4 separate regions of the Mus musculus genome follow, and regions 2, 3 and 4 are each linked to region 1. A link is a loop called in an ENCODE intact Hi-C map of the cell type or tissue named here. Cell type or tissue: heart. All regions are shown on one strand.

Region 1 (8,000 bases):
TCGGTGAATAAGGTAGAGAGTAAACAAGGAAGAGTCCTGGTATCAACCTCTGGCATCCACATGTACATACATATGTGCCTGCACACAAAGAAATATACACAAACACACGCATAGGCACAGGCACACTCGAATGCTCTTACACACACACACACACACACACACACACACACACACTCCTCATTTTTGAGTCTGGGAGAACTGAGTACAAATGTTGACTTCTTTGACCTGTCATGCCTGTGAGCCTCTGCTCCTTTCACCTTACGAGCCAAGCCATGGCATGGGGTAGGTTCCTGGCCTGTGGGAGCTCTGTGGCCAGGAATGTATCCATATGATTTGGGGGAGCCCATGAAAAATAAAACACATATCCTTGTTCACCAAGGAACGAAACCTTTCAAAGCTGCTGCGGCAGAGCGTGCATTGAGCACAGTGCGTGCCCTTCTGAGGAGTAAGGGCCCTGTGACACGGTGCAGGTCACACCCTAGGGTGCTGGCACGACCTCAGAGACAGCCAGGGAGCTTAGACCCAGCCCAGGTGGAAGGGCTGAGGCTCTTTTCCTTAGCAGCTAAAGGCCTTCCACTGGGGCCAACCCTGTTCTCTGAGCTGCCTGTGGCTAAGAGGGTGACCGCTGGGCCCTGCCACTGACGGTGGTCATGGAGGAGACATAAAAGCCCAACTGTTCTCCACCTCGGAACGCCTGTTTTTATCTCACGCCATGCGTACAGTACACAGCTGCTTTCTTTCCGCAGAGGGCTGCATTTTTTTTTCTCTCTTTTCCAAGGGCGACGCTGGAAAAGCCATGTGGTTTTTATTGCTGGCAGGAATGTCTGCAGCGTTCCTCCGCACCACATAAACGGAGCCGTCATCTTCAGCCTTGTGAGGCCAAGGCAGCTCTCCTTCAAGTCGTCGGCCTCTGAGATTAATTAAAGTTTCACAAGGACTGACAGGCATTAAGACCTTTTTGGAGGGGTGGAAAATCCCTAATAGGACCCTGTGGCCCAGGCACTGCTGGGTGGGCTTTGGGGACAAGGGGGCCTACAGCCTACAGCACGGGACAGACAGAAGATGGGGACCCAGCCAGCAGGAGGTGGCAGCAGGAGATGCCCAGAGAGTAACCTGGCCTAGGTTCCGATCTCAACAGACCCTTCCCTCCTTAGGCCTTGGATCCGCTATTTGACAATGTCGGGGTCTTGGACTTGGTGTCTTAGAGCCTTCATGAGTGACACTAGAATACTGAAGCCAACCCAGGACTCTTCTGCGAGGAATCTAATGCTGCCCCATGGCTGTTACTTCTCTAATCTGATTCTGCTCCTTGAGACAGCAGAGTGGCCAGGAACGTGGGCTCTAGGGTCAGGCTCCCTGGAGGGAATCCCAGTTCTGTGGTTTCCCGGCTGTGCAACCTTGTGCAAGTTTCTTAACCTCTCTGGGCTTCTGTTTTTCTCTTGTATAACGGACATGATGGCCCCAGAAAAAAAATGCTTTAAGGTGGCATAAGTGAGCATGGGGTATAGAATGTGACAGAGGTGACTGCCAGGCAGAGGCTCCCTTCCTGTCCCTGACCACTGCATCCCTTGCTGTGGGCATCTTGATAGGTGTGAGCTGAGACAAAGGACAGATTTCTGTCAGAGGCCTTCTTGGGCTCCGGGTGCACAGTGGGAGTCGCTGCTGTGGTACAGACAGCAAAGAGGGAGGCTGGTGAGTGCTGTTGAGGTGCCGAGTCCCTACAGGAGAAGCTCATTCTTCAGGGAACCCCGGGGCATCCTGAGAACCCAGAGAATAAAATCTCTGCCCCTCTGATGCACACACAGGGAGGCTGAGCAGGCGCACACAGCAGGTGGTTCAAGAACCAGGGCTCTCAACGCCTGCCCTGCGCACACCCACCCACCCTGTACAGCAGCCATGGGGGTCATCACCTGCCAGGCTGGACCAACTCCCTCCAGATACAGAGGTGACAGTGATAGCGGGCTTCCTTTCCACCCCCCAAGACCCAATGAGTTCTCTCAAGATTGCCTCCTCAGAGCCAAACTGCATCCAGATAGGGCACACATGAGGGAGTGGGGATTCCCATCCCCTAAAAGGTGACTGGATCCTGAGAGTGCAGGAATGGCTTGTAGGTTTTGATCACAGACTAGAGAGCCAGATGGGACTCAGGATGACTTAGGAAGCTCCTTGCTCAGATGGGAGCCTGAGACCATAGGGAAACAACTTTGGTCCTTCCTGGCCCTTGCTTAGGACCCTAAAGTCCAGCACTGACGTGAGCTTAGCAGCGTTGCACTCCCCCCTTCCTAGGCCTTTCTGGGGGAACTTTCTGTCCCCCGGGGTTTGAAGGGTCTGCAGATGCCCCATCCCACTACACCGAATGGGCTGAGTGGAGTTATAGGGGACTCAGTCATATCTCTAAGGCCAGCAGACTGTCTGGTTTCTAGTCAAGCCTCAGCCAAGGCTGGGACTGGTCTTCTAGCCCAACCCATTTCAGGGCCAGTCCCCCTCCCCCTTCCCCAGCTGGGACAGAGCTGGGAAAGGTGTCCCAGCTCTCCCTCCTTCCCCTCCCTCCCTCTAAATCCGGTTCTCAATTCTGCAATTGGAAAACACACCCACCCATTCAGTAACCTTCCCTCAAGTCACCCGGGAGAGATGACCCCAGAGTTGAAACCTCTGAAATGGGGCCTCCACCTCTCTCAAGAGATTGCTTCTCAATTTAGTTACAGTACTCTGACCAACCGCTGGTTCTGACGGGTTCAGCAGGTGTGCTCAGTCGGGGTACATGACATCTTTTGTATTTCAATATTTTATACCGTGTAAGTAACTACACACGTCTGAAAACAGGATACAGAGTTGTGTTTACTAACAGCATTTTATGGCTTTCACTTTCTCTCAGCCTTGGGGAGGGAGTGCTCACTGCCCCTCTCCTGCCAGCAGGAACCCCTAGTTCCCCCTCCCCAAGAAAGAATGTTAGAAAGAAGTCCCTCAACATAGGAAAGTCCCCTGAGAGTTCCAGAGACTAAGCTGTAGGCAGGATCCACACTGGGTGCCGGGACCAGAATGGAGACACTCCATTTCTAGAAGGAACCGACACCTCTGGGGGAGAGGAAAAGGACTGTGGTGTCCATGGTGATGGTCACTTTCTACTTAGGTCAGGGCTGCTTGTGGGAGGGCAGTAGTGAAGGTCTGGAGCCTTGACAGCAAGAAGGCCCTCAAAAGTTGCCTTCAGTGCTAGCTCTATGTAAAGGCAAGCACCCGATAGTCTGTAGGCAGCAGGTAGCCCTCAGGCCAGCCTAGGAGAAAGGAGGAGCAAGGTGGCCACAGCTCTGTCCTAGGTTCTGAGTTCTAGAAAGCGCTGTGAAAGCTACCACCAGATGAGTGTTTCACAGGTGAGGGTGTGACACTTGGCAAAGACAGTTGGCGTGATAGAGCGTCTTTCTGGAGCAGTCCTGTGCCAAGCACTTCACACGTGATCCCAGATTCAGCTGTTCTCCCCTGTACAGTTGAGAGGAAGGCTCAGGAATATTCGACACAGGGTCCCTGGACCAGAGGGATGGAGGAAGCAGACTTAAGAACTAACCAGAGATGAGCCAGAAACAAGTGTGCTGAAACCTACCCTTCCCTGTCTCCTGACTTCCAAGGAATGAGACCCACTCAGTCCATTTCCTCAAAGACAGAGGCAACATTGCACAGCCAAGAAGCCTTAGTGGCTTGGAGGGCGGGGGTGTCCTCTCAGGATAAGAGCCTGCTGTAGATGGCCCAGGCTGGTCCAATTTACCCTACAATGGACATACACGTGAGAGAGGAGCTTTGATCTCTGCTTCCTGTCCCCTGTTGGGGACACAGTGAGGTGCTCTTAGAAGAGAGCATTTGAGAGAAGGCAGACTGTTGCCCGACTGTGGGACAGAAAGAAAGACGGAACATATGTACGCACGGTGGGGAAGGGAGAGGGAGCGATGAGTCCTGTTTGGTGGCAGCTCTCCTGGTCTGAAAATTTGACCATACATAAATAGTTCTAGGTTTGTCGGTCCAGAGAAGAAAGAAGGAAACTGGTCTGGTTCTAGACAGGTATAAGGATGAAAGTCTGAGCCTTCTATCCTATCCTCAGAACGGAGCTCAGGAACAGAAGTAGGGAAACAGGGCGGCGCCTTTCTGTTGAAGGGAGACTTCTGCTGGTTGCAGGCCCTTCGGTATCTGGGACTCCAAAGAACCGTATCTCTTTGTGAGAACCCGGGCAGGCAACCCTCGGCCTAACACCACACTATCCATTTACCTGATATGTGACCACTGGTATAAAGAGAAATCAGGCGCGCACTCTCCAGAAAGTAGCTCTTCCCCAACGCTCCGTGGCTTGGAAAACCCGTGCTGCCCGTGCTGCCCCTGCTGCAGGCGCAAGTCTGTGCTCTGAGTCTGGTGGGGGCAACTGAGCAGCCAGCAAGGCGCCAGCGCCAACTAGTGGGCGGTTCACGACACTGCTTCAGCCCGGGCGACCCTTCACCTGCGACCTCAGGCTGCGTACTGAAGGCCAGCACTTCCCCAACCCTTGGATCTGGTGCCCGCGTCTTCCGAGGGTTATAGCTGAGTCCGGGCCCAGGGTCAGATGTTGGGTCATTCCTGTAGCCCCACTTTCCGGAGACCCGGTTATTAATTTGTTGTAAGATCAGAAAGAGAAATCAGGCGGAGGGACTAGTATGGGGCAGATGCAAACTGGAATCACTCAAGAAATCGAATTTATGCATCGCATCGCAGAGGCTGCCAGTCACGGCCCACAATCGCTCGAGGGCAGAATAGACGACTCGGTCTGGGTCCTACCTGGTGACTAGCGGTGCTCCCTTTCCAGGGGAGCCCCCTGAGGGCCCATGCTCAGGGCCAGGCTTCCTAGATCCCCTCTGGTCCAGAGGCTGTTTCCATGGCGGCCCAAGGCCTAGTGATGGTCAACTCCGAATCATAGGTTCTCAAAAAGTTCCAGTAAGGGACCTTCACTGTCCTTGCTTCCCTGGTGGCTTGAGGCGCTGGCATAAGGCCCAGAGAGGGGCAGAATACAATTCTCCTGGCACTCGTTAGACTCAGGACATACCTAGTACCCCGCTGTTGTACACACAGCGCCTGATTTCGTTTTTTGACAAAATGGAGTGTTCTAAGCTGAGGTCAGAGCCAGGATGAGGTCTTGATGCCTCTGTCGCCATCGGATCCTAAATCGTGTCGCTTCTGGGGCTTGTATTGGTAGTTGCAGACAGATTCACTGTCGCTGGCAACGAAAATGCAGTCGAATTTCCAAAGCAGTGAGAGAAACACATGCATTCGTTCGTTGCTGCCGTCCAAGGAGTGCACGGGGTTGGGGAGAGCACAGCCCTCGGTGACCGGTGACCGTGGACTCTCTAGTTGTGTGTCTGTGCCCCCATGCCAGGCTTAGGAGACGGGACGGGAAAGAGTTGTTGTTAGTGAAGTCCAGGAGTTGCTGGGCCACGGAGCATGAGGAACACAGAGACCCCAGGGCCGATTTCCCACAGGGCACCTGACAGCTCTGTAGGCTCAGCGCTTTAGGGCCAAGAAGACTATGGCCCGGCCCTAGGAGGACCCCTTTCCATCCGTGGGGAGAAAGCAGTCTGAGCGTTAAGACTTCTTTCTGCCACAGACCCTCATCCACTTCCACTAGACGGACGGTGGTTGCATGCGTATGGTGTAGCATGGAATGTTCCAAAAAAGCACACTGTTGTAGGCCCCATTGTAGTTTTCAAAGACCCATGAGCTGCCAAGACAGAGGACAACTCCACGAGGCCTGCGCGATCCTGAAATTAGTTTTGAGTGGACAGGAGCCGTGTGGTTGTCCCCACCCCACTGTTGGTCCCTGTGGCAACCCCTATTCTGTCTGCCTCGAAGGTTGACACAGAAGCCACAGAGACGAGAGCCAAGGCCGCGCGGAGCTGTGGACTCCCTCGTGGGGTGGAAGCTCTAGGGTCAAAATCGTTTGTGGAGTGGAGGGAATGAGAAAACCGTCTTGGGTGTCACCGCGGCAACCAGCTGAGGGTGCAGGTTCCGGGCTGCGGTGGCCAGAGCTGAAGCAGCCAGGCTGCGACTCGAGGGAGGGGAAGCGAGCCGCAGCCAGGAGGCTGGAAACCCGATGTCTGCCCAGGTCGCAGCGGCCGCTCCTGACTCCGGGGACCGCGGCTCCCCGCGCGGCTACCGGGACGCGGGTGTCTAGACCCTCTGGGGCGGAGCCTGGCCCCTGCTTGGCTCGCGCGGGCCCGAGCCACCGGGTCCTCCACGGCGAACCCCGAGCCTGGGGGCTGCGATTGGCTGCGCCCCGCGTCGCTCGCACGGCCCCGCCCCGAGGCCCGGGGTACTAACCCCGCGCGGGCGGCCGCGTCGCCGCCACTTGATTCTCTAGGATCCGGGCTGGGGCCGCGGCCGCCGAGTCCGTGGGGCGGCCGCGCGCGCCGGATGCGGGACTAGCGGGCGCGCGGCCGACCGTCGGGGCGCACCCCCTCCCCCGGCGCCGCCCCTCCCCCCACCCCCCACGCTGGCCGGGCCCCGAGCCGCCGCCTTCCCGCCTCCCGCTTCCCGCGGCTGCGGCCGCCCGCGCCCTGACGGCCGCGGCATGCGTATTCCCGTAGACCCGAGCACCAGCCGCCGCTTCACTCCCCCCTCCACGGCCTTCCCCTGCGGCGGCGGCGGCGGCGGCAAGATGGGCGAGAACAGCGGCGCGCTAAGCGCGCAGGCAACCGCGGGCCCCGGCGGCCGCACCCGGCCCGAAGTGCGCTCGATGGTGGACGTGCTGGCCGACCACGCGGGAGAGCTCGTGCGCACCGACAGCCCCAACTTCCTCTGCTCCGTGCTGCCCTCGCACTGGCGCTGCAACAAGACGCTGCCGGTCGCCTTCAAGGTGAGTGCAGGGGCCCGAGCCGGGAGGACACCGGGGAACCTGGGCGCCCCCATTTGCAGGAGCCCATACCGGGGAGGACTTGGGGAGCACCTAGAAGTAGGACATGAAAGGGGATGTCACCCAGCTGGCAAGACACCGGGGTACCCGGGCGCCCCTACTGCAGGATGCCACTCCCGGAAGGACCCCCGCTGGACTCCAGGCGATCCGCAATAAGAGCCCAGACCCCAGAGAACATGGGAGGTACCGTGGTGGAAGAAAAGGGGGTCACCCGGCTAGCAGGACATAGGGGTGCCTGGTCACCCACGCTGCAGGAGCCCAGGCCCGACAGAACATGAGAGGAACCTGGGTGTCCCCGCTGCCCGAGCCCGGGTCCAGAGAGAAATATGGTTACATCAGTCAGGGAAGGTACCAGGAGGACGTCCAGGAGAACTGGGCGTGGGGAGTTCTTCTGCCGTTCCTATTCCAAGAGTCAGAACCCCAGACCTCCCGTTGGGAACGGTACACCGCGGCCTCTCTGCCGGAGGACACGGACACTTGGGGCGCTCCTTCTCGGTGGCACAGACAGCCTGGAGGAGCCATACCCCGTTCCACCTGGCCTTCACGGGGCCCTGCAGAGTATAGTGGCATGGAAACCGGAGGACTGGGGCTCCCAGATTCTTTGGCACAGTCTAACCGGTAACTGGGATGAGGACCGCCGGAGCTGGGCGAGGACCCGGGAGGTGTGGGGCACAGAGGGCGAGGAGGGCCTGGCCTAGCACCGCGCCTCCTGCTCTGCAGCAGAAACACTTCCTTCCCACACTCTCAACCTCAGCGGCTGAAGTGTTGCACAGGGCGACCGTAGGCCGGTTCTAAAGGGCTGCCTCCGGCATAAGTCTGCATCCCGAAAGATAGGCAGAGACTTGGGGAATGCCTCCATCCTGGTAGCCCCAGAGTCGTTCAGAGAATTTATTTTTCAACGATACCAGGGATAGGCAACTGTTTCGTTTCTCTCTCTCTCTCTCTCTCTCTCTCTCTCTCTCTCTCTCTCTCTCTCTCTCTCTCTCTCTCTTGTAAGGGGGGCAGCCAGATGAAACGAAAACGCCTTGGTTTTCCCCTAAACCTCTCACAGCTGCCGTGAGAAAGGACAGAGTAGGAAGGG
Region 2 (8,000 bases), 170 kb after region 1:
GTTGAGCCACTGTGGCAGCCACGTCTTCACCACAGTGACAGATAAGCCCTTGTCAATGTCTCTCCCTGAGTCCGTTCTGCCACCCGTTTTGTCATAGTAAAGGATACAGTCACAGGTCTTGACAGCGAGTCCCTCGTGTGACCTGTAGCACCCAGATATTGCATAGCCCCGTTTTCCATCAGCACCTGGCCCTGTGTCCTCACTGGCTTCCGGGAGAATGCGTCAGTGATGGTGGTTCCTCAAATGTCCTATCATTTGTCAGAAGTGAGTCCGTAGCATTATCAGACATACCAACTCAGCCTGTACATCCATAAGGGGCACCCAGAGCCCCAGAGAGAGATAAGGGCTTGCCCAAGCTCACCAGCAAGGGCTGACGGGAACAGGTCCCAAGCTCTACCCACATGGACACATAGCTCCTCCACCTTCTTCCTGAAAGGAGACTGGCCCAGGTGAATGTTTAAAGGCTACATCCAGGATGGGAGATTCATGCCTGAGTCAGTCAGTCCCCTAGGAAGGCCCAATGTTCTGAGTCCTCAGTCCACAGAACTGTGAATTTCACAGAGGCAGAGAGGCCATGGATCAGTGGACTTTGCCTAGTTGTATGATAAAATACCAGTGTTTGCCAAGGGTCTGTCTTTATGAGCCTGGGTTCAGCTCTCAGGATTGCACTTGACAGGTACAGGTTGTAGTGGTTTGCATGAAAATGACCCCCAGGTAGGCTCCAGTGTTTGAATTCTTGATGCTTAACTGGTGGAACTGATTGGGAAGGATTAGGAGGTGTGTCCTTGGTAGAGGATGTGTCCACCAGGAGTGGGCTTGGAGGTTTCAAAAGATGCATGCCATTCCCAGTATCTTGCTCTGTGTCATACTTTGCAGGACCACGATGTGAGCTCTCAGTTGTTCCTGCCCTTGTGTTTTGTGTTTTTGTTTTGCTCTGTCAGCGAGGACTCTAACCCTCCGAAGCTGAAGCCCATTTAACCACTTCCCTTTATAAGTTGCCTCGGTCATGCACGTTTTATCACAGTAATGGAAAAGTAACCAAGACACAGGGTGAGTGGCCTGGCAACTTCCAGCTACAGCCATCAGCATGGGGGAAGTCTGGGCGGGCTGGAACTCGAAGAGTCTGCTGACATCCCATCCCTTCCAGAGCAGAGGGCAGGGAACTAGTGCTGGATCGCTGGTGCTCAGTTGCCTCTCTCCGCAGGCAGGACCCAGGGTCTGCTCACAGTGAAGAAGACTCTTCCCTCTTCAATGATATCAGGCTGGAGAGATAGCTCAGTGGTTAAGAGCACTGACTACTCTTCCGAAGGTCCTGAGTTCAAATCCCAGCAACCACATAGTGGCTCACTCACAACCACTTGTAGTAAGATCTGACGCACTCTTCTGGAGTGTCTGAAGACAGCTACAGTGTAGTTACAGATAATAAATAAATAAATCTTAAAAAGAAAAAGAAAGAAAAAGAAATGATATCAAGGAATACGAGCCTGCTGGTGAGGAACTGAGGCGTCCTGACGGCTGCAGCGTGAGTGGGGCCATCTGGGTCCCCAGTGTCAGTCAGGCCTCCTGCCTAACCCTAAACACTGTAACAGCATTTTATGATGGATGCATCAAAAACCACACGCCACTACTGCGGACCTAGATTACTTCAAATCTCCAACCTCCTGAATTGTGTCAGGTCGTGCCATTTTGAGGCAGGATAGCCATGCAATGAAAATTAAGGGGCCACAGGAAAGGCACCTCCCACTCTAGGCTGTCACTGACGTCAAGGATCCCATAACAATTATGATTTGTTATGAAGGCCGCCTGCATATACATGATGGTCCATTGTTTGTTCATTTGTTTGGAGACAGGGTTTCTCTCCATAGCCCTGGCTGTTCTGGAACCAGCTCCATAGACCAGGCTGGCTTAGAACTAAGAGATCCATTTGCCTCTGCCTCCCAAGTGTTGGGATTAAAGATGTGTGCCACCATTATTTGGCCCACGATAATCCTTTTATGTAGATATTTAAAACTAGAATGTGAAAAGATGGGGCTGCAGAGATGGCTCAGGGATGAAGAACTCTCGCTGCTCTTCCAGAGGACCTGGATTCAATGACTAGAACTTATGGGGCAGCTCACAACAGCCTATATATATATGGGTACACTGTAGCTGTACAGATGGTTGTGAGCCTTCATGTGGTTGTTGGGAAATGAACTTTTTTAGGACCTCTGCTTGCTCTGGTCAGCCCCACTCGATCAGGTCAGCCCTGCTTGCTCAGTCCCTGCTTGCTCCGGCCCAAAGATTTATTATTATACATTAAGTAAGTACACTGTAGCTGACTTCAGACGCACCAGTAGAGGGTGTCAGGTCTCATTAAAGATGGTTGTGAGCTACCATGTGGTTGCTAGGATTTGAACTCAGGACCTTCATAAGAGCAATCAACGCTCTTACCTGCTGAGCCATCTCACCAGTCCACTGCCTGTAATTCTAGTTTCAGAGAACCAAGGCTAAGTATGCACATGGTGGGCAGACATTCCTGTAGGGGAAAATTCATACGCATTGAAAAGAGATATCAGAACGGCAGGGAGCCCGGCTTAAGCCTGAGCGTGTATGGCCTTTTGCTCCTTCCTAGATTCAAACTTGGAGTATTCCAGGAATCTCACAAATGAGACTATAAGAGACCCTGTATACAATGAAAATGTCTCAGCTTCCCCGAGTCACCCTGTGACCCATGCCCCTTCTCAGCGCGCTCTAGAACCTGCCCTGTCATCTTCAAGGCTCTTATCAAACATCTAAGCCCTCATAAGCCCTCCAGGTCCTGTACGCTAGGCCACTGGAAGGACACTGAGGCGGATGTTCCCTCTCGAAAAGCCCTCACACCTTTAATCCTAGCACTTGGGAGGCAGAGGCAGGCTGATTTCTGAGTTTGAGGCCAGCCTGGTCTACACAGCAAGTTCCAGGACAGCCAGGGCTATATAATGAGACCTTGTCTCAACAAAACAAAACATAAACCAAAACCACTCCAACAGATAGACGGTAAGTGAGCAGTTGCAGCGGAACAAACCTTACCCTTGAGTTTGAACCCCGGATCTGATATAAAGTGGGAAGAATGGGCTTTGTGAAATTGTTCTGACTTCCACATGAGCACTGGGGCACACATAAATGCATATTTATACAGCATACACGGATGGAAATGCACTCAACAATATTAAAAATAAATAACATCTGCTAGGCATGGCGGCACATGCCTTTGCTTAATCGCAGCTCTTGGAGACAGGGCATGCAAGCTATCGGAGTTGAAAGGCAGCCAGGTTCACATACTGAGTTCCTGGCCAACCAAAGCTACATAGATGGCTCAGTGGTTGACAGCAATGGCTGCTCTTCCCAGAGGACTGGGTTTTAATCCCCAGCAACCTTGTGCAACCATCTGTAACTCCTGTCCTGGGGAATCCAATGGCCTCTGAGGGCATGCACACAGGAGGTACAAACAAACAAAGACATATGCATTCAAGCAAAATATCCACCTCTTTCCTTTCTCTTACACACACACACACACACACACACACACACACACACACACACACACACACACAGAGGAACTGAGTTCAAGGTCATCCTTGACCATGCAGCAAGTTCATGGTCAGCCTGGGTTATATGAGATCCTGCCTAAAATAACAATAAAAAGAAAATGACCAAGCAAGCACAGGAGTCTTAGGACTGCACAGTATGCCAGCTCACTCTGTGGCCAAGCAGGGACTAGGCGCCACCTAGTGGACAAATCTGAGGACAGCTGGGACCAGGAAAGAATGGAAAGCCTCTGTGCCTATCCGGACACTGCCAAAGAAATTTGGGGTTTGTTTTTTTAAGACTTATTATATGTAAGTACACTGTAGCTGTCTTCAGACACACTAGAAGAGGGCATCAGATCTCATTACAGATGGTTGTGAGCCACCATGTGGTTGCTGGGATTTGAACACAGGACCTCCGGAAGGGTAGCCAGTGCTCTTAACTGCTGAGCCATCTCTCCAGCCCAATTTTGGGTTTTGCTTGGTTGAAATTTGCCATTTGATAATGGAATATTTTTTCCCCTAAGGCAGGATCTCACTATATTGCTCTGATTGGCCTGGAAATTGCCTGGAAATTGCTATGTAGATCAGGCTGTCCCTCCACTCCCAGTGGGCTCCGTGAATGACTACGATGTACATGTGATGTCTCACCTTACGGTTTTATGCTGATTCACCATTTAATTTATGAGGACACTATAGAAATGATGCTAAACAGAGGTCCAAATTCTAGTAACTTCTATGTTCAGAAATGGGTCAGGAAACGATGGCCGAGCCTTCAAGATGAAGACGGTGCCGAGGAAGCTGACCGCCTCCTGTGCTTGAGTCCAGTTAGTGCTGCTGGCTGAGATGCTGACTGATCTTGCTGGCGTGGCCTTGTGCAGTAACTCTAGCTTCTGTTGAGTTCACAAGCAACTAACTAGGGGGGAAGGCCCTTCTGCTGTTGCCTAAGTTACAGACATGTGCTCCATTTTTGAGATGGGACTCAAAAATGAGTAGAGACTGGGTTAGCCTCTAAACAGCTTCAACTAGCTGTATAGGCAAGGACTGCTGTCAGGTTTCAGTTGGAAAGAATGAAAGCTCCTGTGTTGCATGGGTCAGCCACAAATGTTCCAACTGTCAGGCTAAACAGAAGCAAATACTCCGACTGTTTATACAGGGAGTCCGCATTGTAGTCGCTCAACACTGCTTCTCCTGTCTCACACGGGGTTGGTTTCCACATGGAAGAACACAGAAAGCTCTGCACATGAGACTATTCCCAGCTCTAGAGTCCTCTAGGATTGTCTTCACTGAGTACCTTGTTTCTTCATTATAACTCACTGTAGGTTCCATGTAAAACCAGCTCACTGCTTAAGTCTTTTGATTTAGTTTAGTTTTTTTTTTTTTGAGACAGGGTTTCTCTGTGTAGCCCTGGCTGTCCTGGAACTCATTCTGTAGACCAGGCTGCCCTCAAACTCAGAAATCTGCCGGCCTCTGCCTCCTGAATGCTGGGATTAAAGGAGTAAACCACTACAAAAGGCCCCAGATTTGTTTTTTTTAATTTCACATGCATTGCTGTTTTGTCTGCACGTTATGTCTGTGTGAGGGTGTCCGATACCCTGGAACTGCAGTTACAATCAAGAGTTGCCATATGGGTGCCGGGAGTTGAACTCGGTCGGGTCCTCTGGAAGAGCAGCAATACTTCCAACCACTGAGCCACCCCACCTCTCCAGTCCAGCTCCAGATTCATTTTTAACGAGAAAGCTGTCTTTATATGTGTAACTTTAGGGTAAATGTTGGGGATTATAAAGAAATATGTGGAATCATTAAATTTCCCAGGTTTTTTTCACTGCCCCTCTCCTGGTCACTCCACCCCCACAATTCTTTCCCCGTTCCCCTTCCCTTCTCTTCTGAGCTGGTGTGGGTCCAGATTCTTAATCCAGGGCTTTCTGAAGGGGCCTTCTAGGTTCGAGCCTGGCCCTACCGAAGTCTTAAGTGTCTGTCTTTTGGTTAAAAGTCATAAACAGGGCCGGGCAGTGGTGGCGCACACCTTTAATCCCAGCACTTGGGAGACAGAGACAAGTGGATTTCTGAGTTCGAGGCCAGCCTGGTCTACAGAGTGAGTTCCAGGACGGCCAGGGCTATACAGAGAAACCCTGTCTCAGTCAAAAAACAAAACACCCTTAGGCTTTCCTGAAATTCAGATGTGGGCATTTTGTATTCTAGTTTCATCTATTAGAAGTCACAATCAAATTTATCTGTGCCTCCAAAGACTAGGCTCAGACTTCTGGTGTCACAAGCTTCAGGTCCAAGTGCCACCTGGGAGGTCCTTCACACTGACACCATGCCCTGCTGTAAACTGCCTCTCTCCTCACCAGCTTTCCATGTTCCAAGAACACACCCCCCTCTCCCTTGCTGACATCTCTGCAGTTAGTTATTTCAGTAAGAAGGGGAGAGCCTGCGACATCACTTTCTATTTTCCCTGAACTCCGTCCTCCCCTGCAGGCGAATAAATGTGAGTGGCAATGTTCTTAAATTTAGAAATTTATTCTGTTTAATCCACAAGCTTTATATAGCTTTAGTTAAAAAATAAAATAAAATAAAACAGTGAAACCAAGACACTGTCCAGGCCCTTCCAGCCCGCCAAATACACGAGCTCTTCAGTTGTGGGTACCAATTGGATGAGTAAGGAGAAACATGACGGGAGCCACCGGGTTCCATAAACAAATTTCTATAACTGAAGGGTCCATCCTGGGTCTAGGGAATCGCCTTTACACAGAGAAGAAAAGGGCGAAGGAAACAAAACAACCCTACCTGGAGGAGAAACCCAGATCCAAATCAGCTTAGGCTGCGCTGTCCCACAGGGCAGCCCTGCAGCTCTAGGGCTGGGATCCTGCCACACAGCAGACTCCACAGACAAAAGAGTGAACACTCACTCGTTCATTCAAACTTTTGTGGTACTTCAACAGTGGTCTCACTTCTGGGCAAGCTTACAAACCTATACAAGGTTGGAAGCATAATTTATGTGGATGCTAAAATTCAAGAGAAAAGGGAGGAAAACAAAACAAAACAACCTCTTGGGAGAGGTAAGGGCATTTAAAGGAACCACAAGAATGCCAACAATAGTCAAACCCCCTTTTTTAAAAAAGAGATTTTTTTTTTGGCATAAAATATTTCACTCTAAATGTCAATGGAAGAATGTCACTAATACACCGTGGACGCCTTTGTAATGTAAATCCATGCCCCCCATTTTTTTTAAACATGGTGAACTTCAACCTAGCAATTATTACAACAAATGTTATAGTCTAAAGCTCAAACACATTTTAGCAATTTTGAAATTGAATTGAGTACAAACCAAATAAAATTTACAACATAACAAACATGTCCGCTTAGGACTGTGGGGACACTTGAGCCTTCCGCATGGACCGCAGGGCCTTCTCCCGCAGGTGCCTCTCTAGGTCATCAAGGTTGTCATCTTCAGCTTCACTCTCAGTCTCCTGAAAAACAAACCCAACCCAGGCACATATTAAGTCTTGAGACACAGTGGGGCCCGAGTACAGCAACTGCACAGCTCTGCACACACAAAAGCCACCCAAAGCTCTCGAGGCAGGGCTGCTTTGTAGCCTAGGCTTGTTTAGAATTTGTTATGGTGCCAAGATCAGCCCTCCCAAGAGCTGGGCTTACCACCATACCCAGTACAACGAGAGCTAGGGAATCAGATCCAGTCCTTGAGCATTAAGTTAAGTAAGTCCCCAACCAACTGAGCTATGTTCCTATGCTTACTATGCAAGCACGCGGACCCTGTAAGATGACAGCACGCCTGCAGCGCCCCAGTGCTGACAGTGAGCTCTAGGCAAGACAGCTTAGGGAGCCTGCCCCAAGCCCTGATGACTTGTGTCCCATCCTAAGGAATTAACTCTGCAAATGACCCTGGATTTGTAAAGTGCAATAAAAATAAGAGAGAAAGAGAGAGAGACATCAACGGCCTCTACATGCACACTGATGGGTGAGCACACACAGACCCTACTGTCATCAGTTACTCTGAGACGCCCCCACTTTTGTCCCTTATGGGAAGTTTTTTTTTTTTTTTTAAATTGCACTTATTGTGTATATCTAGGGATGTGGCTCAGTGGTAGCATACATTGCCCAATCTACATACAGCAAAAGGCCCTGTGCTGTCCCTTGAACGTAGTTGTAAAAAGTTGAAACACATTAAGTTTTTTTTGAAGCCATTTGTACTCTTGATTCTGGCAGGTCACCAAGAAACATCAAAATACTACAGAGAAAAAGCACAACCACTTCTCAGACAGCAGGCAGAGGCGGTGTGAATACCTTCCTGGGCTCTGGTGCTGCTGCAGGCTCTTCCTGTGCTGATGTGGTGGTGGCAGCAGAAACAGCTGCAGGGGCTGCAGTAGCTGGGGTGGCTATGGTCACAGCCTTCTCCTTCTTGTGTTTTTTGTGCTTCTTGTGTTTCTTATC
Region 3 (8,000 bases), 57 kb after region 1:
TCTTAATCTGTTTCCTAAGGCTATGCTGGTGGAACACTCCCCGCCCCAGCCAATGCCCCCCCCCCCACATACTCTCACACTTTCATTTCCCATTTCTGCATATTTCCTCTGCACTCCATACACGGAGTACAGCCCCAGATGCGTGCTCAACGACATCACCCTCCGGCTGTGACTAAATGTGTCACCATGAGAGCTGGAAACAACCGAGCCCTGCTCATCGTGGGACAGGCGAGCAGGGAGGGGATCTGACCAAAATCTAGAGTTCCAGATGACGCGGAGATACTTGCAACATAGTCGACTAGTGACAGAGAATAAAGCCCTGCCGCCCTCACAGGAAAAGAAACCCCTAGTCAACAGGCTGGAGACACACCGCAGTAGGCTGTCCCCGAGGGCCAGTCGCAACTCAGGGTGGGGGGTAGGGGTGAGGGTGGGGGTGGGGCTGCTGCCAAGCCTCTTGCTTCCGGTGCTTTCCAAACATTCTCAGTGAGCAGAAAGACTTTCGTCATCGCCTAAGCAATAAAAATAAAATAAAACAAAACAAATAAAACAAAACAGCGGTACTCTTTCTTCTTCACCCTTTGTCTTTTTCTCTCTGCAAAGTTCCTTCATGGGTCAGTTGAGGTTGGTTGGGTAAATGTCTGTGAGGGTGTCCGTAGCGGCGCGTTCGTGAATCAGCCTCAAGCCTGGCTTGCACTGCCTGCCTGTCTCTATTTACATTGCTCTCCCTTGCTATTCCCGATGCTTGTGGAAGACAGAAAAACCCAATGTCTCTGTTTAGTCACATCTAGCCACGACACTGATACTGGGAAAGCATCAGGCTGCCCCATACAGATGTGTTTTAACCTGAAATGGACACTGGGTGTCAAGGATTGCCTGTGGCCTGGCGCCTGGCGAGTGGCATTGTGCTACCCCAGAGCTGGAGAGACCCGTAAAATCTGGCAGGAGAGGATAAAGATACAGGTGTGGCCCCATAGCTACGGCCCCCATCCACCCACCCCACCCCCATCCTGCCCCCATTGAGCCTCGAGGGTTTGTACCAGATCAGCACTAACCCCCTGCAGTCCCTCTCTGGCAAGGAACTCCGGCCTTGGCCATCCTTGTCACACAGACGCTGGAGACAATCCAGCTTCCTGCTGTCATGATTGATTTCTACTTGACATCAGATAAGGAAAAGCAGGTGTAGAATGTCAAGTTCAAATGTGACGGCAGAGCCCTGCTGGATTTTCCCTTCAAAAACCAACTGCCAGTGGCAGTGGCAAAACTGATCCCGGGCTGGGAACTTGGGATGGTCTGTGTTTACAGTTATTCACATTTCCCGATCAAAACTGCAAAACAGGTGACCTCGAGGTTCCTGCAGGGACCCCTGAGTCCCAGAAGGATCTGTAGGAATAGGGAGCAGGTTTGGTTTGGTTTGGTTTGTTTGTTTGTTTGTTTGTTTTTTAACTTTTAAAGAGGAGGCAAAACATTTTTCTGTTAGCATACAGATGTGGTGTGAGGTCATGGGGTGTGTGTGTTCTCATCTGTACGAGTGGGCATATGTAGGCTGTAGGCGTGTCTGTGACGTCCCAAGGTTGATAGATCTGCCTCCATTGTCCTCCATCTTGTTCATAAAAGTAGGCTCTGTCAATTAAACCCTGGGCTTAACGATGGAGGGCTAGTGTCATCTAGCCAGCTTACCCAGAGACCTCAGTCTTCACCTCCCCAGGGTTGCCATGTCTACCCAGATCCATTTGTTAGCACTTTATCCACTGTGTCATCTCCCCAGCCTGGGGCAAAATTGTTTGGATGCTTTGAAGGAGTTTCTGCCCAACAGAGGCTGACCTCCCAATTCGGGCTTTTTTTTTTTTTTTTTTTTTTTTTTTTTGGTTTTTGGTTTTTGGTTTTTGTTTTTTGGTTTCTTTGAGACAGGGTTTCTCTGTATAGCCCTGGCTGTCCTGGAACTCACTCTGTAGACCAGGCTGTCCTGGAACTCAGAAATCCGCCTGCCTCTGCCTCCCAAGTGCTGGGATTAAAGGCATGAGCCACCACTGCCCAGCATTGACCTCCCAATTCTCCCCCCAACCTCCAAGTGCTGGGATTCAGGTGTCCCAAGCCTCCTCTAATCCTCCTGCTTTCCCCAGACCTAAAATCCCTGTCGGACTGAACAGGACCAGCCTCTTCCACACCCCACTGAGCCAGAGCACGCAGCGCAGCAGGTGTCCCTGGGACCGCTGGACTCTCCTAGCATCCCCGGAGAGACTGCTGAATATCCCCTTGGTAAGATCTGGGCTGCCCCACTGCTGGGCCAAAAGTCAATCTGGCCAGCCCCTGCTAACATGGGAGATGACAGCATCTAACTAGGCACTAAAGGAGGAATGGAGGAGGGAACAGAGGGAGAAAAAAAAAAGAGGGAGAAAAAGAGGGAGAGGGAGGGAGGAAAGAAGGAAGGGAGGAAGCAGGTTACTTTTCTGTTAAAGCTAGTTGAATGAAAATAGTTTGCTCTAGCCTGGCATGGTGACACATGCCTTTAATTCCAGCACTCAGGAGACAGAGGCAGGAGGATCTCTGTGAGTTTGGGGCCGGTCTTATTTACAAATAGTTTGCTCTTGTTTAGGGAGGGAGTCAGAGAGTAAGGGGACTCTTGCTTAGGACTGTTGTCCTAGGTGCTTCAAGATACTCCACCCCTCCCCCACTCCTCCTTCCTCCTCTCCAATGGCCCTTCTGAGTGCAGACCTAGTGACACGTTCTATTAGACCCTAAGATACTTTTTATGAAGATAATGTCACCGATCTTTAGAGATATTTCGTGCACTGTCACCTCTTTCTTTTAGGTGGCACCTACCTACCGCTCAGTATGGCTCAGGCCACAGCCATGCATGCACCGTGCTGGGAGCCACCGGGGTCCAGGGACCCCTAGAAAGATGGCAGCAGCGCCTTCTCTCCACCTCGACCTAGCTGCCACGCAAACCTGGCAGTGTGCCGGGCACAGGCGAGAAGAGGGTGCAGAGGCGCAAAGGGCCCACGCGTGAACCGATCTTGCAGCAGGTGTCGCTCCTCCCCCTGCCCCGCCTGGCCCCCGGGGTGCGAAGTGTCAGGGTGCGAAGTGTCGCTCGCTCGCTAGATGGCTGCGTCCGTTCGCCACAGGAAGGAGGGAAGGAGGCCGGAGGTGCCTTCACGACACGCCGCGGCCCTGACAGATCTGATAAAGAGGAAGGAAGCCGGCGACGCTGCGGATCTGAACTGACAACTCCCCAAACTGCCGGCGTCCTGCAGCTGGCCCCGCGCGGTTTGCAGAAGTGGCGCCTGAGAGAGGGTCGCCTGCGCCCTCTGCCGGCTGTTTGGAGAAAGCCTTCGCCCGTCTGGTGACAGCCAAGGCTTTCAGAGCAGGGTCCACCTGGCCTCTTGCCACGAAGTATTAAAGCAGGTGTGCACAACTTGTCTGGGCTTCTTAACTTGTGTTTGTTGCCAGAGACGTGCCCCCAGAGAACAAACCCAGTGTCGGGTGCGCCCTAGACGGGCCTCAGTTTTCCTGACAATCTAATTAGTTTGGTTGCCAACCTTAATGAGAAAAGGAGTCAGGCTTCTAAAGATTACAGACTTCATGCCGCTACAGTCCATCTTCGGAACTGTGGTTTCCTAGCTGTGTACCAAACAAATGTCTTACACCCCTGGGGTTGAGTTTCCTTATCCAGAAATGGGAACTTTCTATATAAGGACCATAAAAGAGCTCTAATATGGTATGGCATTCAGAATAGTTGCTAATGTACTATTCACACGTTTGTTAAATGAAGGTGTTGAAATGGCAGTGTGTGGCCAGGAAGCTTGGCAGTGGTGCCTGAGAGGGGATTGTCCTAGGGACTGAATTACAGACCAGAGTACCTGCTCTGCTTTGCTAGACTCTGCTCCATGGGCCCTTCAACCTTCCCTGAAGCTGTCGAATGTAGTATTTCTCATAAATCAGTTAGGTCTATTTGGTTGCTATTTAACTCTGTCCTCTCTTTCTCTCCCCACCTCTTTTCTTTGGAACAACAACAACAAAAAAAATTTTTTTTTTGAGACCGGGTATTATATCCCAGGCTGGCTTTGAACTCACTATCTAGCCAAAGATGACCCTGAGCTTCGTACCGTCCTGTGTTTACCTCCTTAGAGCTGAGGTTACAGATCCACACAGTAGCAGGATTGAACCCAGGGCTTCAGGCTTGCCAGGCAACCAGTGCACCACGGGATCCCCATCACAAGCCCCATTTCTGCCTTACAAAAGAATTAGAGCCCTATTCTGCCCGTTTGCCCTCCAAGTGGAAGGTATCTTCCCGGATTATGGAAATTTATAGGGCAGACTTCCCTCATTAAAGATGCCCTGTCCCCCAGTTGCAAGGCCACCCTGGTTTCCCTGTGGTCCCCTCACTGGCTCTGCTCCGTCCGCTTCTCGGGCCGACTTCAGACTGCTTTAAAGGGTGGGCAGTTTCACCATGATATGTTTAGGTGTGTTGAATTTGTTTTTATTCTGCATGGACTTTAGAGAAGTTTCATAGATTTGAGGTTGATTCCTTTATTCAGTTTTTAGAGAGATCTCGGGCACTATTCATCAAGTGCAGCTCCTGCCCTGTTGCCCGGGACTTCATTACACAGGTGCAGGCTGGAGCCCATGAGACTTTCATGCCGGTCTGGCTTTCCTGGTTTTCAGTTGGTTTGGACCTTTGCTGTTGTCTGCTTTAGATAGTTCTCGTTCTCTCTCTCTCTCTCCTCCCCACCCCCGTATTTGTGTGTGTTCTCCTAAGTACGTGCACATGCAGAGGTCAGATTGTCTCCACAGATCAGCATACAGTTCAATGTATTTGCTAGACTGACTGGCCAACAAACTCCCTGGTCCTATATCCCCAGTACTCCAGTAAGGACACTTGGAATAAGGGGTACCCTACAGAATGACCATTGGAGTCTAGCTTGTACTGCGGAGCAGTTCTTTGGTTCATCCATACTGTGCCATCTATCACTACCTCGTGCCTTTTCCGGGCTCATTATACAGACCTCCATGCCAGCTTATCCCCTAGTCTGAAGGCCGTGGGAGCTGTCTCTAGTATTTGAGTGCTGCAGACAGCAGAGCTGTAAAGATGATGTGAATACAGTAGTCCCTGTACCCTCCTGCTCTCCAATAGTCCCCCCTCCTGCTTCATATCTAAATTCTTTCCTTCTCCCATCTACCCTCCCAGCTCTTTCTAGAGCCCTCCCTTGCTCATCACTGCCCCCTTCCACTGACTTTAATCAACCTGACCAAAGTAGACTATATATGTATGTGTGTATGTATATACATGCCATTTATATAGGCCATATATACAATATATATATTATACGTATGTCATTTATATAGGCCATATATACAATATATAATGTATATTATATAAAAATATATGCCATTTATATAGGCCACACATATATGTGTGTGTATGTGTATAGGCCAATATGTGTGTGTGTGTGTGTGTGTGCGTGTGTGTGTGTGTATGTGTGTGTGTGTGTATAAATTTGAGCATACCCAAACCCTACCACCCTACCTCCATGGCCTTTCCCTTCCCCCTAGTCTCTTTTGTCATCTCCCCACCCTCAGAGTTTCATTTCTCTTTGCATATCATCTGCGCATATGTGCCTGCATCTAAACAAAAATCGAGGGCTCACAAATGAGAGAAGTCAGGCGATGTCTCTCTTCCTGAGATTGAGTTAAGTCACACAGTGAGATCTGTCATGGTTTTATCCGTCTTCCTGTAGAGGACACAACTCTCTTAGTCTCTCTGTCTCCTCTTCTTTTCAGTTAGTGGATGTTTATGCAAGCAAAGCTAAGCAATATAAACACTTGAGAGAGGCTGGAGCAGATGGCTCCAAGGTGGAGAGCAACTTCATTCTGTATGGCTGAAAAGACTTCCATTGTGGATACACCACATTTTCTTTATGCAGTGCTCTCTTGTTGGACCCCTGGGCTGGCTCTATAGCTTTCCTATTAGCAATAGCACTACAATAAAAACCGATGTAGGTGCATCTCTGATATGCTGACTAGGAGGCTTTTAGGTACCCGGAGTGGTAACGTACTAGTGGGTAATGTACCAGCTCTTGTTTAAGTTTTTTGTTTGTTTGTTTGGTTGGTTGGTTTTTTTTTTTTTTTTTTTTTTGTTTTTGTTTTTTTGGAGACAGGGCTTCTCTGTATAGCCCTGGCTGTCTTGGAACTCACTTTGTAGACCAGGCTGGCCTCGAACTCAGAAATCCGCCTGCCTGCCTCTGCCTCCCGAGTACTGGGATTAAAGGCACCACGCCCGACTCGGTTTTTTGTTGTTGCTGTTGTTGTTTTGTTTTGTTTTTGTTTGTTTTTTGAGAAACTCTGTTTTTATTTCCATAGCGGCTGAGCCAGCTTGCATTCCCACCACCCTGAATTAGGGCTGCTCTTGCTCACATCCTTGCTAGAGCTGTAGGCAGTTGTGAGCCTCTTAGTGTGATGCCCGAAAGCAAATTCTGACACCCCCCACCCCGAGACACACACACAGAGAGAGAGAGAGAGAGAGAGAGAGAGAGAGAGAGAGAGAGAGAGAGAGAGAGAGAGAGAGCCCTTAACTGCTCAGCACTTTCTCCAGCCCGAGAAGGCATTTGTTTTCTTGGTAACAGCCATATTCTGGCTGGGAAAAAAGCAGATTCTCAATATAGTTTCAATTTGTATCTCCCTGTTAGCTAAGGAGGGTGAACGGTTTTTCATATATTTATTGGTCATCTGTTTTCTTCTTTTAGGGTTGTATTCAATTTGCCCACTTATTCATGGATGGTTTTTTTTTTTTTTTCTTTTTCCCAGAAACACCAGAAGAGGGCATCAGATCCCATCACAGATGGTTGTGAGCCACCATGTGGTTGATGGGAATTGAACTCTGGAAGAGCAGTCAATGCTCTTAATCTCTCCAGCCCCTAACAGTTGTTTTGAGTTTGTGATTGATAGTCACAGATCTCCTTTTAATGACATACAACTGTGGGCTAATAGGGCACTCCACTCTTCCCTAGCCCTCTTTATTGAATTCCCCGTTTCTCCCTGAGTCCTTGTTTCTGACCGATGTCTTTCTTGATCCTTCCCCCACCTCTCACTGAGGATTAAACCCAGGCCCTTGTACTTGCAAGACAAGGGCTCTATCACTAAGCTGTATTCCCAGCCCTGGATGGTTCCGTTTTTAATTCCAGAAGAATCTAGATTCTAGATTTTTAGATTCTAACCATTAATCCCACCAGATGTGTAGTCGGTCACGATTTTCTTCCAGTCTCCAGGCATCTCTCCACTCTGGTGATTGCTTTTGCTGGGCAGCAGCTTTTTAATACCATGCAGGCCACGTCTGCTCTTACTGTGACATCCAGAGTTATGCCTAGGTTTTCTTCACCTGTGGTGGTTATTTTTAAATGTCAAATGTCTAGCCATGTTGCTAAAACCTAGAATCACTTGGGAAGAGCCTCTGTGAGAAACTGTCTAGATCAGGTTAGCTTGTGGACATGTCTGTAGGACATTTAACCCAGCCTACTGTGGGTGGCACCATTCCTTAGGCTCAGATCTGAACCATAAAAGCATGAAGGAAGATGGCTCAGTAAAAAAAGCTGGCAGCAGAGCTGCATCCACTTGATGACCTATAACATGGAATTGTAAGCCAAATAAGCCCCTCCCCCCCCAAGACACTCTTAGGCAGGGTATTTTGCCACAGCAACGGATATGAAACTAGGACATTATCTGTGCCTAGGTTTTACACGTGTTTTCCCCCTAGCTGTTTGTCTCAAGCCTTACAGTGTGGCCTTGATCTATTTTGAATAACTTTTGCACAGGGTGAGAGCTAGGTGGCTAGTTTTGTTCTTCTACATGTGAATATCTACTTTGCCCAATACCACACATTTTCTCCATGTATGTCTTTGACACCTTTGCCAACTATAAGGTAGCAGTAGCTATGTGAGTTTATCTGTATTCTATTCCGTTGGTCTACATTTCTGAGGTTGTGCCAGTACCATGCTGTTTGTTACTAT
Region 4 (8,000 bases), 82 kb before region 1:
TTAGCCAGGAATGGTGGCACATGCCTTTAATTCCAGCACTTAGGAGGCAGAGACAGGAGGTTCTCTATGAGTTCGAGGCCAGCCTGGTCTAGAAAGTGAGTTAGTGAGTTCCAGGACAGGCAGAGCTACGTAATAGCAAAATCCTGTCTTTAAAAAAAAATGAATTTGGAGGCTTATGGTTTCAGAGGGTTAGAGTCCGTGACTATCATGGCAGCAGGCAGGCAGTCAGGTGGGCAGGCAGGCAGGCAGGCAGCAGGCAGGCAGGCAGGGAGGCAGCATGCAGGCAGGCAGGCAGCAGGCAGGCAGGCAGGCAGGCAGGCAGCATGCAGGCAGGCAGCATGCATGCAGGCAGGCAGGCAGGCAGGCAGGCAGCATGCATGCAGGCAGGCAGCATGCAGGCAGGCAGGCAGGCAGGCAGGAGGCAGCATGCAGGTAGGCAGGCAGGCAGGCAGGCAGGCACTGAAATATAGCTGAGAGGTTACATCCAGATCTACAAACGGAAAGCAGAGACAGAAAAAGACATTCAGAATGGTATGGGCTTTTGAAACCTCCAAGCCCACCCACATTGACACGTCTCTTCCAAAAAGCGACATCTCCCATTCCAAAAAGCCACATCTCCCAATCCTTCCCAAACAGTTCCACCAAGTGGGGACCAAGCACTCAAGCAAACAAGTCTGTGGAGGCCACGTAGCTGCTTGTATTCTAATGCTAATCATGTTCCCCCAGAAACTCTTTGCATGAGGATATCTATACATAGCTTCTGAGAACCTGTCCCCAGTTGGTTCTGATTGGTAATAAAGATGCCAACAGACAGTAGCTGGAGAGAATAGACAGAGGAGGGAGTTTTAGGACTCCTGGGCTTGGGACCAGGAGCAGGAGAGAAGGGGAGATTCACCATGCGGGGAGACTGTGGAGGAGAGGAGAGACGCCATGTCTGAGAGGAGTGCAGGACAGAGAGAGGCATGGCTGCCATGTGAAACAGCCAGGAGAGTGTGGCCCAGAGGGCTGCCCAACTGGGTCCAGGGCAGCCAAGATAGAACACTGTGTGTGGATTCTTAGGTATCTGGCTGTCCAATGCCTGTGACCAGGGAAAACAGCTAGAGGTTAGCTGGTGGATGTACACCAAGATGGGAAAGCCCTGGGGAGATGGTGGGGAGACCGGCACCCTTGTGCACTCTCTGTGTTTGGAACTCACACCCACTCTCTGGGCCTGCACTCTCATTAGTTCCCAATAACCACTCAGGAAACGAGACCCAGAGAGGTCCAAGAAGGAGGCATTTGTCAAATAAACTCATCAATGAACAAGCAAATGGCCAGACCTCCCAGCAGCTGCCAATGAATAGTTCCTGGAGCTCACAAGATCCCAGTCCTCACTACAACCTGTCTTCCCCCAGCTCACGATCTCTGCTCCCTTAAATTGACTGGTTCAGTTGCGATCCCTTTGGTCACAGATGTGCAGGGACACACCAAGGAAGCTAGGCAGGTCCTGGGCTCAGTACCTCTGTCTGCTAAATGGGAGTAGTTACTGTTAGTTCTCAACTTGACTGAAGTTATCACCTTGGAAAGAGTGTCAATGAGGGACTGTGTAGATCAGGCATGCCTGCCCACTGTGGGTGGCACTATTCCCTGGGCTGTGTAAGAGTGGAGAAGGGGCCGAGTGCTGGCATGCATGCATTAATTCATCTCTAGCTGCTCTTGATGGTGGATACAATGTGGGTGGCTGCTTTAAGTATCTGCTGACTTAACTTCTCCACAATGATGCTCTGTAACCTGGATTCCCGAGACAAACTGTTTCTCCTTTAAACTGCGTTTCTCAGAGTGTTTTAGCACAGCTACAGAAAGATGTGAAGGCACAGTGTTATCTCAGCCAAGACCACTAGCCATGGGGTTGGTTAGGGTGGTGGGAGGCTGAGCTGCCCAGCCTGGCTGAGATTGGCAGGGTGGAAGTGAACCTGCCTGTTTCCTCTGTCCAGCCCTCAGGATCAGGCCTGTGACTGTGACTTTGTCCCTGCCTGGCCCACATGTCTACCCTTCCCTCTAGCCACAGAGAGCCTCAACCTTGGCCATTCTGCTCTCTGGCGATGGATGAGTTCTTATTTGAACCCAGCCTGGTAACTGTCCCTTGCCACAGACCCTTGAACCAAACCCCATGCTGACTCTCAGCCTGATTCGAGATCCGTGGTCCAGCTCCAAACCTCAGCCCTGGCTGGATGCTGACCATGGCCACAGGTGAGCCCTGCTTCCTGGCCTGGGCAGTGGTCATCCTGCCTCTGATGTTTGGTGGCCACTCACCCCTGCCAATTGGCAAGCACATGAGCTCTCTGAGCAGACTTCCTCCACCCCGAGGGGGAGGCACAGGAGATGTCCCACTTACAGCCCCACTATGGCTGGGTGCATCAGACCATGCCTGAGGTGCTCTTGGCACCTATCCTGAATGGATCCACACTTTGGAGACTATGTCCTGCCCCTCACACCTCAGGTGTGTGTGTGTGTGTGTGTGTGTGTGTGTGTGTGTGTGTGTGTGTGTGTATGCCAGTGGTGATATGCTATAGAAACTTTGGAATCCAAGGCCACTCTCTAAATAGCCTGACCTGGGAGGCAGAAGCCTGGGGTTTCAGTTGAACTCTGCCACTGATTTACCCTGTGACCTCCAACATGACCTTTCTGAACCTTTGTTTCTTCCCTACAAGGCTCAAAAGATCCTCGAAAAGTTAGGAGTCTCCGAGAAGTGGGAACCACAGTGGTCTGTATCTATGTTATCTACGTGAGCCCCGGAGAGCAGCCCGAGGGCCTCTGTACTGCTATCTCATCTGCATGGAATGCTGTCTGCATCTCTCGCTCATTTCTTCTCCACTGGGCTAGCTGCTCAGGCACCTCTGGACACAGCTAATAACTCCACTCTTCTCTAAAATGTACTCTATTCTTCTTCCTTATCTAATCACCCCACCCCCAAAGTCTCACCAACTGGCACTCTGCAAATTTTGTAAGTTCTGCTCTTCATCAGAGGATGCTATTCCTAGAAGAAAATGGGTCTCGTCTCTGTGAAAGTAGAGCCCCTCCCCCTTCCAGGAGTCTTCCAGGAGTGAGACCATATTCGCCAGAGCTGCAGTGGTGACTTCAGGAAGAACTCAGCTAGCAAGGTCATGCAGAGACTATCAGAGCCTACGAAAACTGACCGTCATCGCCACTAGGGGGCGGCCGGGCTATGTGCAGGTGTGAGGTGTTGCCCAGGGCTAGTCACTTTTACCATAGGCTAGTCCTGTTCCTGGTCTTATCCTGCAGACGCGAGGAGGCCTGGTCTATCTCCTTGCCTTCCATTTGGGTAAGGGAAAAACGAATCAGAAGACTGAAACTGTTAACTTGTCTCTGCCACTTACTGGCTGTGTGATCGTGGACAAGGACGCTTCCATCTCTGGCCCTCAGTTATCTCAGCTGAGGATGAGAGAACACGTCTCATCAGAGTCTGTTTGAATTTGTTCTGGGTCACTAACTGCCTTCACGCCAGCCACAAAGTCTTAGCTCCACTTCCTCCCAATTCCTTCTGGCGCCCCGGGAAAGTTCTTGAACTGTTTTGCATGCTGCCCTCTCTTGGCTGGCTATGGAACTGCAGCAACAGCCTCCGGCCTGGCGGGCTCAGGGAAGGAAGGAGCAGGAGTGGGGGAGGGGCTTCAGTATTATCAATAAACTGGCTTCTTTTTGTTGAGCGTCTACTGTGTCTTAGGTTAAAAACTGCAGGGTCAATGATACTGCTGACAGTGAGGGTCTGGGCCTCCAATCTGGCAGTGTAGTGAAGTGGTCAGGATTGGGGATTCTGGTGTGAGGTTCCTGGGTTCAAATCACAGCCTCATTCTATATTAGATACCTGGCCTTGGACAAGCCTTTAAATTTCTGTGCTTTTGTCTCCCCAAGAGTAATTTGAAAAGCATAATGTGTCTTACTTCACGTCCGTCAGTTGCGAAGACCGTGTGTGTGGTCAACATGTCTCTTCTCTGTAATAGATTCTTCTGCCCCCTTTCTCCAAGAGCGCTTATGTTCATCTTGCAGCAGGCATTTGCAGGTCTGACTGCTGCAGCCATGGCAGAGCCCTGAGGCTGGCCCTCATCCCCACTGGGGTGAGTCTGTAGGCGAGGCTTCAGTTGGAGAAGGGAGTCCTTTTCCTGTAGTAGTGACAGAGGCAAAGTGGCTGGCCCAGGGTCTGGTGGGGATAGAGGAGGTGGTGTTAGTTGTGGTGGTGGTGAAGATGGTGGTGGTGGTGGCGGTGGTGATGATGGTGACAGTAGTGGCTGGTAATTGAGGCAAAGGTGACGGTGAGCTGTGGGGGAGGGGGAGGTGGTAAGGGCGGTGATGGTCACAGTGGTGTGAGATGGTGTCAACCGTGGTAAGTGATGTTGCCGGTGGTGGGGGTGTCAGTGACAACGTTGTTGTTAGGTGGTGGTGGTGGGGATAGTACAGGCAGACCCAGCCTGACTGTATGAATGGGGCTGACTCCTTCAGCTCCAGCCATTGCCAACCTAGACGTGGCGAGCTCTGAGCTTCCCAGAAAAAGGAGCCATACCGGAATGCCAACTGATCCTCCCTCTTCCTTGTCGCCAGGGCTCCTCCTATTCCTCCTCTACAGACGAGGCAGGAAGGCAGACTGCTCTTTTTTATTTTATTTTATTTCATTTCATTTCATTTCATTTTATTTTATTTTTAATTTTGCCTATAAGCATTTGACAAAATCTGAGTCGGAACTCCCCGATGTCCCTAAGGCTCATGGGCTGTGGGCCTGTTGCAGGCAGATTAGCCTTTCACTCCACTGTGGGCTTGGCCATCCAGGACTGCAGAGCCCGTCCCACCCCAAGTATGGCATCTCAGAGACTTGCTGGAACCAGACAAAGAGATTTGTCACTTCTCCATGGAGGCAGGAACAGGTAAGTGGGCTCCTTCTTCTGGTGGCCCGTCCAAGGGGTTGAGAATTCTCTCCCACACTGGGAGGCCCAGGGCCAGGTAGCAAACTCCAAGCCTACAAGATGTGAGTTCGGGTCCAGTTCCACTAAGAAGTGCTTCTTAGTGTACCACTGAGAACATTCCAGAGTGTCTCTGTGCATGTTGTTTTTGCTGGGTCCTGTGACCATCCTGGATGCTAAGACCTGTCCCCTGGCCATAGAGAAAGGCCCAGAGGGGCCGGGAAGGGGCTCGGTTGGAGGCTTATATATGCATGAGGACCTGAGTTTACCCCATATAAAGCTGGGTGTGGTTGTACACACTTGTAATCCCAGCTCTGGGGCCAGGTGTGTGCATATGGTGGGATCGCCAAGGAGAAAGAGCCTGCAGACCCTCGAGCTCACTGACCAGACAGCCTCAGCCTGGCCCATCTGTCAAGCCCAAGGGCAAGGAGATTCTGACTGAAAACAAAAACAAAAGCAAAATCAGAGGCTCCTGAGGCAGAACACCTGAGGCCGGCCTCTGGCCTTCACACAGGCACGTGCCCTCGTCTGCACATGCTCACACGTGTGTGTAAATACAGGCACAGATACACAAGAAGAAAAGGACAGTGGGGGCTGGAGAGATGGCTAAGTGATGAAGAGCCTTGACTGCTCTTCCAGAGGTCCTGAGTTCAAATCCCAACAACCACATGGCCGCTCACAACTGTCTTATAACTCCAAGATGTGACACCCTCATATAGACATGCATGCAAGCAAAACACCAAAGCACATAAAATATGAATAAATAAGTTATTAGGAAGGAAGGAAGGAAGGAAGGAAGGAAGGAAGGGAGGGAGGGAGGATACAATGACTGGTAGACTTGACCAAAGTCTCACATTAGGCCGAGGCTGAGAGTAAGCAAGTACCGATCAGCCCTGTACCTGCCAGGCCTAGAGCTGGGGCTACCTGCTTCCCTTCCTGGCTATATCCTTTTTATGAAAACCATGGGGACTTTCCAGCTGTGGGCTTTCAGGACACAGTGTCCCCCCTGAGGTAGCAGACAGGGCTTTGCACCCCAACTGAACAGACAAGGAACACGGCCAGCTGTGGAGGCCGCGTGACTTGTGCTTCTGCCCCAGGAAAGGGCAGACCCGGACTGAGAGCCCCAGTTCCTAGACGCCCCCCAGCCACAAAACGGGGGGCCCGGTTGGAGTGGAGTTTCTAAGAATAAAGCCACTTCCAGAGCGGGCAGAGATCAGGGACTTTCAGGCCAGCTCCATCCAAGGGTGAGCTCAGGCAGGCCCGGCTGGCCGGGATGGGAAGGGCTGACCACTTCCTGCTCAGGGCTGGCGGTCCCCCGCAGTCATCAGAAGCCAACCACTTCCCGGTCTGGGCCGCCTTCCCCTTTCTAGCCAAGCGGGAGGGTAGAGGATGAGGTGGCCCTTTGCGTGCTGTGGCCTGGGCGACTCTGGCCTCTTTTCATTTCCCCACTATCGCTGCGTCCCTCTCCACAGCCACCAACGGTCGGTCGGAAGCTGCTCAGAGCTGCCCACCTGGTCCCCTGTCTCTGGCCAAGCCCTTTCCTCAGGGGCTTGGGAGTGGCACCCTAACTTGGCCCTGCTTGGGAGTCTGTTCGCTGGGACCTGGACCTTTTCAAAGAGGCTTAGGTTGGTCTAGTGTCCTGCATGGGGTCACATGCTTGTCCATAATGACAGAACCACAGACATTGAGTAGAGTCTTACTCTAAAATATGAATCCTACACACAGCCAACAGTTCTGGTGGCCCTCAAAGGATGTGTGAACCAGAAGACGTTGGAAACAGGGTCACAGTCGGTCCTGCCAGAGCTAGAAAGCTCCCACAACAGGGACTGCATCGCTCCACCCCTGACGCACCCCAGAACCAGCCCACACCCACACCCGGGACAGGGTCTTGAGACATATGTGCAAACATAAAGAGCAAACTGATTACAAGCATCCAACCATATCAGTGCTCAGAAGCATCAGTAGGGCATCAGGCCCAAGCGCTGACACCTGACCAGAGGACGACAGATTTGACCTGAGGGTTGCGTCCCCCATCTTTACCCTGGGTTGGGACTCATGATGTCTGTCTATCTGTTTGTTTGTTTATTGAGGGGCTGGGATTGAAACCAGGGCCTTGTGTTTTGTGATTATGAAGCTACATCTTTAGGTCTTTTTTTTTTTTTTTTTTTTTTTTTTTTGAGACAAGTCTCACTAAGTTGTCCAGGCAGATCTTGAATTCACTCTATAGCCCAGGAAGGCCTTGAACCCATAATCCACCCGTCTCAGCCTCCCAAGTAAAAAGAGTTCTAGGCCTGTGCACCCAGCCCCGTCTGCCTGACGATGTTTAAGCCACCTCCTCCCATTTTCCAGCCCATCTGTTGGAAAAAGCCAGAGATTTAGGGGCAGAGGGGCTTCTGACAGGCCTCTACACAGAGGATGCGGGGTAAAGAATGTGGCCCAATACAGCCTGGGCTCCAATTAATTGGGCCTTGGTTCAGATGGGCGTGGCCTCAAACTGAGTGCCAGCATCCTTACAGGAAAAACATGGGAATAGTCAAAGCACCTGGTAGACACTTCGTCAATGCTCTCAGATCCGTCACCCTTCCCTTTCCAGGGCAAGGCAAGCCGGTGAGTCCCATGTGCTGGGCAAGGGAGGTCTGTTTCCAGACCTGTGGCCTCTAGCTGTGAACCCCAGATCAAACTGAGGCTGAGGGAAAAATACTCTTGCCACCGAAAACTAAGCAAGCGCCCTGGTTGCCCACAGAAGGCAACATGGTGAAGGAAAAGGCCGCAGCATCAGGAAGACAGACAGCTGTCAGTTTGGAAGCGGCGCGGTGGTCCCAGCTGGCTCCTTCCACTTTCTGTGGTTTCAGGTACCCAACACGAATAGCAGTCCAAAAGTCTTCCATGGAAGATTCTAGAAATCAATAGTTCGTAAGTTTTAACCCCTGCTGCTCCGAGGCTTTTGAAATTGTCCAGCATACCCAGGCTGTGCACAGTGCCCACCAATCACTGAATGCCAGTCTTCTTGTCAGAAGGACTGTCTGGACTTGCGTTCAAGAGAGACTTATT

What was found. A loop is a pair of places that touch in the nucleus more often than their neighbours do. Peaks named below come from ENCODE experiments on the same cell type or tissue, not always from the same donor. Only the 100,000 strongest peaks of a DNase experiment are listed, where the experiment ranks them.
Region 2: it touches region 1 in a loop (3.0-fold over the local background); 4 of 42 quality-filtered maps call a loop at or near these places.
Region 3: a loop joins it to region 1, with 3 times the contacts of the local background. A loop is called at or near these places in 15 of 42 quality-filtered maps.
Region 4: it touches region 1 in a loop (4-fold over the local background); 19 of 42 quality-filtered maps call a loop at or near these places.

Annotation. Positions count from the first base shown.
Region 1 is chr4:135,146,195-135,154,194 of GRCm38, forward strand. It overlaps Runx3 (runt related transcription factor 3), which reads left to right and starts at 6,351. Exons shown (of 5, transcript NM_001369050.1): 1 at 6,351-6,862. The coding sequence starts at 6,578. In heart, a CTCF peak has its summit at 4,441 (motif pointing left); DNase peaks (open chromatin) are centred at 4,417, 6,257 and 6,927; H3K4me3 peaks cover 2,279 bases; H3K27ac peaks cover 1,096 bases; H3K27me3 peaks cover 8,000 bases.
Region 2 is chr4:135,314,437-135,322,436 of GRCm38, forward strand. It overlaps Srrm1 (serine/arginine repetitive matrix 1), which reads right to left. Exons shown (of 18, transcript NM_016799.4): 17 at 7,854-8,000; 18 at 6,049-7,018. The coding sequence ends at 6,911. Among named protein-coding and RNA genes, the nearest start is that of Gm12984, 12 kb to the left of the region's middle. In heart, a CTCF peak has its summit at 3,751 (motif pointing left); DNase peaks (open chromatin) are centred at 1,024, 3,305 and 3,725; H3K4me3 peaks cover 455 bases; H3K27ac peaks cover 618 bases.
Region 3 is chr4:135,203,218-135,211,217 of GRCm38, forward strand. No RefSeq gene overlaps it. Among named protein-coding and RNA genes, the nearest start is that of Runx3, 55 kb to the left of the region's middle. In heart, CTCF peaks have their summits at 3,302 (motif pointing left), 3,511 and 6,801 (motif pointing right); DNase peaks (open chromatin) are centred at 194 and 3,224; H3K4me3 peaks cover 1,728 bases; H3K27ac peaks cover 748 bases; H3K27me3 peaks cover 3,157 bases.
Region 4 is chr4:135,063,736-135,071,735 of GRCm38, forward strand. No RefSeq gene overlaps it. Among named protein-coding and RNA genes, the nearest start is that of Gm42327, 16 kb to the left of the region's middle. In heart, CTCF peaks have their summits at 3,231 (motif pointing right) and 3,576 (motif pointing left); DNase peaks (open chromatin) are centred at 3,176, 3,596 and 6,276; H3K4me3 peaks cover 789 bases; H3K27me3 peaks cover 770 bases.